Regions from separate parts of the Homo sapiens genome. Here region 2 is linked to region 1. The links are chromatin contacts, found by Hi-C or POLR2A ChIA-PET in ENCODE. All regions are on one chromosome and are shown on one strand. The core of a region is the stretch at or near the end of the contact, and the rest is flanking DNA. Distances in the headings are between cores, read along the strand shown.

The links. A loop is a pair of places that touch in the nucleus more often than their neighbours do. ChIA-PET counts read pairs that join two places held with the same protein, here RNA polymerase II (POLR2A). Pooled maps may share reads with other maps.
Region 2: a map of heart left ventricle shows a loop between it and region 1 (13-fold over the local background). The contact joins the enhancer-like site here to the promoter of GADD45G in region 1. A Hi-C loop is called at or near these places in 28 of 168 maps with a recorded cell type or tissue (CD4-positive, alpha-beta memory T cell, OCI-LY7, Right ventricle myocardium inferior and 12 more), 8 of 37 single-sample maps with no recorded cell type and 28 of 50 pooled maps. POLR2A ChIA-PET finds 5 or more read pairs at or near these places in 4 of 52 experiments (MCF 10A, RWPE1, SK-N-SH and 1 more).

The regions. Positions count from the first base shown.
Region 1 is chr9:89,603,747-89,606,446 of GRCh38, forward strand. It overlaps GADD45G (growth arrest and DNA damage inducible gamma), which reads left to right and starts at 1,266. Exons shown (of 4, transcript NM_006705.4): 1 at 1,266-1,428; 2 at 1,686-1,787; 3 at 1,921-2,134; 4 at 2,223-2,700. The coding sequence starts at 1,376. The coding sequence ends at 2,333. LOC105376139 (a long non-coding RNA gene) reads right to left here and starts at 1,270. Exons shown (of 2, transcript XR_930105.3): 1 at 1-1,270. RefSeq lists an enhancer at 77-975 and a silencer at 586-635.
Region 2 is chr9:89,876,724-89,879,423 of GRCh38, forward strand. No RefSeq gene overlaps it. Among named protein-coding and RNA genes, the nearest start is that of MIR4290, 150 kb to the right of the region's middle. Within about 2 kb of position 1,328, at least 11 of the 41 ENCODE cell types and tissues checked have a DNase peak (open chromatin) inside an H3K27ac peak, as active enhancers do; they include gastrocnemius medialis, heart left ventricle, heart right ventricle and 2 more, where a contact is called at or near this core.

The DNA of each region.
Region 1 (2,700 bases), core at 16-2,515:
CGGGTTCTATTTATGCGCAGCTTGGACAGGGCTCACTGGGCCCGGCCGGGCAGCTCCGTGGCCGTCCCTCTCCACCGCCCTTCCCCCGCGCCAGGCCAATGCAAGGGTGTGTGTGTTGGGGGGAGGGGAGGACAAAAGGGGTTCAGGATCTTTTTAACCTGCCTGCAGATGGCGCCCCGGGAAAGATTCCGAGCTGCATTACCTAAGCTCCAGGGGCTGCAGCCGCGGGGTCCCGGCCACAGGGCGTCCAGCCGCGAAGACTGCACAGCAGCTCTCCGTCCTTCCCAACTCGCGCGGCTGTTCGGCACCCGTGCGAGGAACGGATGGAAGGGAATTACTTGTAGCAGGGCCAGTACTGGGGGCGTGCACTCAGGGACCACGGAGTGGCACTCAGCCTCGACCCCACGCGCCAGGCAGCCCGGCGACCCCCACGCGCGGCGGGGTCCTGCCCACCCCACCCGGCGGCAGGTGGACAGTGTTGCTATGAAGAGAAAGCCTCGATTGTCCCTACAGCAAACCGCCACACGCCAGACCTCTGCTATTGTGCGCCCTCCATAGAAATGCAAACGAGCGGCGTGCGCCGGCCGCAATCTGCTCGTCCCCGCCCGCCCCCGTCTCCCGCGCCCCGCCGCGCTCGGCCAAGGGCGGGGAGGTGGGGTGGGATCTTCCAGAGACGGCTCAATGTACACATTGAGTATGCCTGGCAGGCATCACCAGCGCGCTCGGGACGCTAGTGGTCAGCTGCAGGGGGCTGTGCCCACTGCCTTTTGCAAGCCTCTAACTGGCGCTACCTGTTTTTACCTTAATTTCTGGCTCCAATGCAACAGTCTCATAGACTTCAAATTAAAGAAAAGAAACAAATAGAAAGGTAGCAATACAAAATGCAAAAAAAAATCCCTTTGCTTCTATAAAGGTGCTTTTCGCAAATTGCAGCATCATATAAGCAAACAAGGTTTTTGTGGGTTGGGTTTTTTCTTTTTTTTTTTTTTTTACTTTTTCCTTTTAAGGACTTCAAAAAAAAAAAAAAGCCAGGCGAGATGAAATCTGCAGGCTCCAGTCTGCCTGGTAACACCCCAACAAAAGCGGCAGATTTGAGGCATTGTCATCCCCCGCACCCCTCCCCACGTGGCCTTCTGGCACGAGCCGCTGGCTCGCCGCCTCATTTACATCAGAAAGCGGGTGCCGGCCAATAGGCGCGCAGCCTCGCGCCAGCTGGCGGCGCCGCACCCACCAGCCTATATAAGGGCGCGCAGCGTAGTAGGGGCGCACTCGCTGGTGGTGGGCGCGCCGTGCTGAGCTCTGGCTGTCAGTGTGTTCGCCCGCGTCCCCTCCGCGCTCTCCGCTTGTGGATAACTAGCTGCTGGTTGATCGCACTATGACTCTGGAAGAAGTCCGCGGCCAGGACACAGTTCCGGAAAGCACAGCCAGGTGGGTTTCAGGGCGCTGAGAAAGCCGCTGGTCGGTCGGCGACCGTCAGGGTTTTCCAGGGTGGGAATCCGCGGGGTAGGAGGGGAGCGCGGGGGTCCGGGCGCCAGATCCCGGTTGGAGAGCCGGGGTGCAGGCGCTGAGCCGGGATTGGAGTGTGGTTGGAGTTGGGGAGCCAAGGGTGTGTGCCGGTGGCCGGGGCTGGGGTCTCCGCCGCGCCCTCCGGCCGGCTCCCGCTCACTGCGCTGGCTCCTCCGCAGGATGCAGGGTGCCGGGAAAGCGCTGCATGAGTTGCTGCTGTCGGCGCAGCGTCAGGGCTGCCTCACTGCCGGCGTCTACGAGTCAGCCAAAGTCTTGAACGTGTAAGTGTAGACGCGGCCCAGGCTGGGAGACAGGGGCGGGGGTGAATGGCGAGGAGACTGGCGGATGGGAGGGGTGGCGGCGGGAGAACTCGGCTAGCCGGTTCTGACCTAGGTCCCCGCCTTGCCCTCGCAGGGACCCCGACAATGTGACCTTCTGTGTGCTGGCTGCGGGTGAGGAGGACGAGGGCGACATCGCGCTGCAGATCCATTTTACGCTGATCCAGGCTTTCTGCTGCGAGAACGACATCGACATAGTGCGCGTGGGCGATGTGCAGCGGCTGGCGGCTATCGTGGGCGCCGGCGAGGAGGCGGGTGCGCCGGGCGACCTGCACTGCATCCTCATTTCGGTGAGTACAGTCCCGTCCTGTCCCCGCCCCAGTGTCGTTCCCGCCTCGGCCCGCGGCCAGCCAGGCTGACCCTGCTCTCTCTCCGCAGAACCCCAACGAGGACGCCTGGAAGGATCCCGCCTTGGAGAAGCTCAGCCTGTTTTGCGAGGAGAGCCGCAGCGTTAACGACTGGGTGCCCAGCATCACCCTCCCCGAGTGACAGCCCGGCGGGGACCTTGGTCTGATCGACGTGGTGACGCCCCGGGGCGCCTAGAGCGCGGCTGGCTCTGTGGAGGGGCCCTCCGAGGGTGCCCGAGTGCGGCGTGGAGACTGGCAGGCGGGGGGGGCGCCTGGAGAGCGAGGAGGCGCGGCCTCCCGAGGAGGGGCCCGGTGGCGGCAGGGCCAGGCTGGTCCGAGCTGAGGACTCTGCAAGTGTCTGGAGCGGCTGCTCGCCCAGGAAGGCCTAGGCTAGGACGTTGGCCTCAGGGCCAGGAAGGACAGACTGGCCGGGCAGGCGTGACTCAGCAGCCTGCGCTCGGCAGGAAGGAGCGGCGCCCTGGACTTGGTACAGTTGCAGGAGCGTGAAG
Region 2 (2,700 bases), core at 78-2,577, 270 kb after region 1:
AGGGTTTCACCGTGTTAGCCAGGATCATCTCGATCTCCTGACCTCGTGATCCACCCACCTCGGCCTCCCAAAGTGCTGAGATTACAGGTGTGAGCCACTGCGCCCAGCTGCTCCATGCCATTTTTTAAAAAATTATGTTTTTCCCTTTAAAAATTGCTGCAAAGGGCTTCAGATCCACGTGCATAAGAAAGGACATAGAGCGAAGAAGGAAGGCCACCATCTGTGGTCTGGCTACATCCTGAAGTCAATCAGGCTTGTGCAGGTCCAAACTGGCTGCTTAGGACAAGCTCAGGTATCCTAAGGGCCAGAGAATCTGCTCCTTTTCCCCACGAGCATGGACGTACCCAGAAAGTGGTGCAGGATAGGTTGGCTCCAGAGGGGAGGAGGCCATCCCAGCAGGCTGAGGATGGTGTGCAGGGTCTGGAAGGTGTGACACTCCCTCATCCCCCCCGGGGATCAGCTCAGTCCCCCATCCCACCCCACTCTTGCCCTGTGCTTGTGAAGATCCTCTGCCTCATCACACAACTTTCTTTGTCCTATTTCTCCCCTTGTCAGGTGGCCAAGAACATGGTGTACAGTTCAGAGAGCCTCTCAATATGTTGCTTTAAAGTTGAAGACGGGGCCAGCCCAGGGTATCAGCAGCCTTGGCCCCTGCTCCATGCACCATTGCAGGCTGGAGCTATGGCGTTTCCCAAAAACCACCTGGACTTCTTACACATAGAAACAGGGTGACCTCCTAGATGGGTAGACATGCTGCCCTCCAGCTGAGGGTTGGGGTGATGGGATGGGCTGAACTCTGTTCCCCCAAATTCATATGTTGGCGTTGAACCCAGGACCTCAGAATGTGAGTGTATTTGGAGACAGGGCCATTAAAGAGGTAAGGTAAAATAAAGTTATTGCGGTGGGCCCTGATTCAATAGGACTGGTATCCTGGGAAGAAGAGATTAGATACACACAGAGGGATGACCATGTGAGCGTGCAGGGAGAAGACACCATCGGCAAGGCGAGGAGAGGCCTCAGAAGGAACCAGTCCTGCTGACAGCCTCGTCTTAGACGTTCAGTCTCCAGAGATGTGAGACGATACAGTTCTGCTGTTTGAGCTGCCAGATCTGTGGCACGTTATTACCACGGCCTGAGCTGACCCACACAGATGGTTCTCTCGGTCAAACTGTCTCCCCGTTTGCCTTCTGTGCATACTGGCAGGTGAGTGAATGAGCAGAAAGCTTCATTTCCTCCCCAGGCCTGAGCAGGCAGCAGCTGCTTTCCAGGGAGAAGCGCCCCACCTCGCCTCCCAACCCCACACCTGAGGCTGGCCTTGTTATATTTGCCACCAAGATTCCTCAGGGAGCACATCTCTTCATGGACTCCAGGCCCCCAGTCTCAGGACCCAACTCAGCATCCCGCCCACATTGTTGATCTGTCTATTCCTTCCTAAAGCATCAATTATTTTGGAAGGAGCCCAAGAAAATTTCCAATGAGTGTGCATGACAAGGGGATGAAGGAAAAGCACCCTCCTTCGGCCATTTCTGCAGGTCCTGGCTCTGTGCTTTGCAGAAGCGGCCTCGGAGTCCTTGCCAATAGACCTATGCCTAGTGCCCCAAGGGACAAGTGTGTGTCTCTGCCCAGAGAAGGCAGGGAGAAGGAGGAGGCTGGTTCTGCTCCAGCTTGAGGTGGACCTGGGTTTGGGACTGTCATGGGACCAGGGAGGTGACCTTGTATTCAAAAGTTATCACATCCATAACCCAAATGAACTTTCACCTTCTATTTTTCTGCTAAGTCGTAGTTAAAACAAGGAATATGATCTCCACAGGGTTGTGTGTCCACAGCAGTGAAGGAATCGGGGTTTGAGGAATTATTTGGAGATTGTTACCACTTTAGAATGGCCAGCCTGGGCTTCTAAGAGGAAGAGTCAGCTTTCCTTCTGGCTGTGCATGTACATACTAAGTGCATCCTGAAACCCAATGATTAAGTAATATAGTGAACAGAAGTGGTGATTCGGGGAGGGAGAGGGCCACCAGGAGAACAAAGTGGGGCAGCTGGGAGGATGACAGTCGGGAAAGAGGTGGCTGTGTGGGTGGATCTCTTGAGGGCCTCGCTGCATGCTGAGATAGAGTGAGCAGCGGAGGCAGTGGGCACAGAGAACAGCCGAGGGGAGGTGACATAGGAGAGCTGCTTTACAGGATGACTCAGTGGGGACAGAACAGTTCAGCAGACAGGGACACCGTGTACAGAGGCACAGAGCCAAGGGGGCCTGGAGCAGCTGGGAGCCAGCTGGGGCCATGCCTGCTATACCTTGCCACTGGAGCTGCAGAAACTCTGGGGATGTGTCCTTTAGGAGCCAGCTGGGAAGGGCATGGCCATCCGTGGCTGTGACAGCACCCCACTGGCACTGTTTCCACTGTCCACGCAAAGTGGCCGTGGGCTATGATTATTCTGTAAGGCCCAAGACACAGAGCACTAGGAGTTCTGCAGAACAAAATGTGTGGCCACACACAGGTGTGATGGTGCATTCTTAAGTCTCTCAAGTTTTGGGAGCTGATGACACCTTGTGGGGTATGCACACCCACCTCTTCAGGCCTGACTGCCTTCCCTCCTGCCAACAGGCCCAGCACAGCTGTCCAGGGATGCTGCCGGAAGCAGCCGCAGGCCCCTGCAGGCCCATCCTCCGGTCCCTATCCTGCCCTTTCCTTGACATCCCAC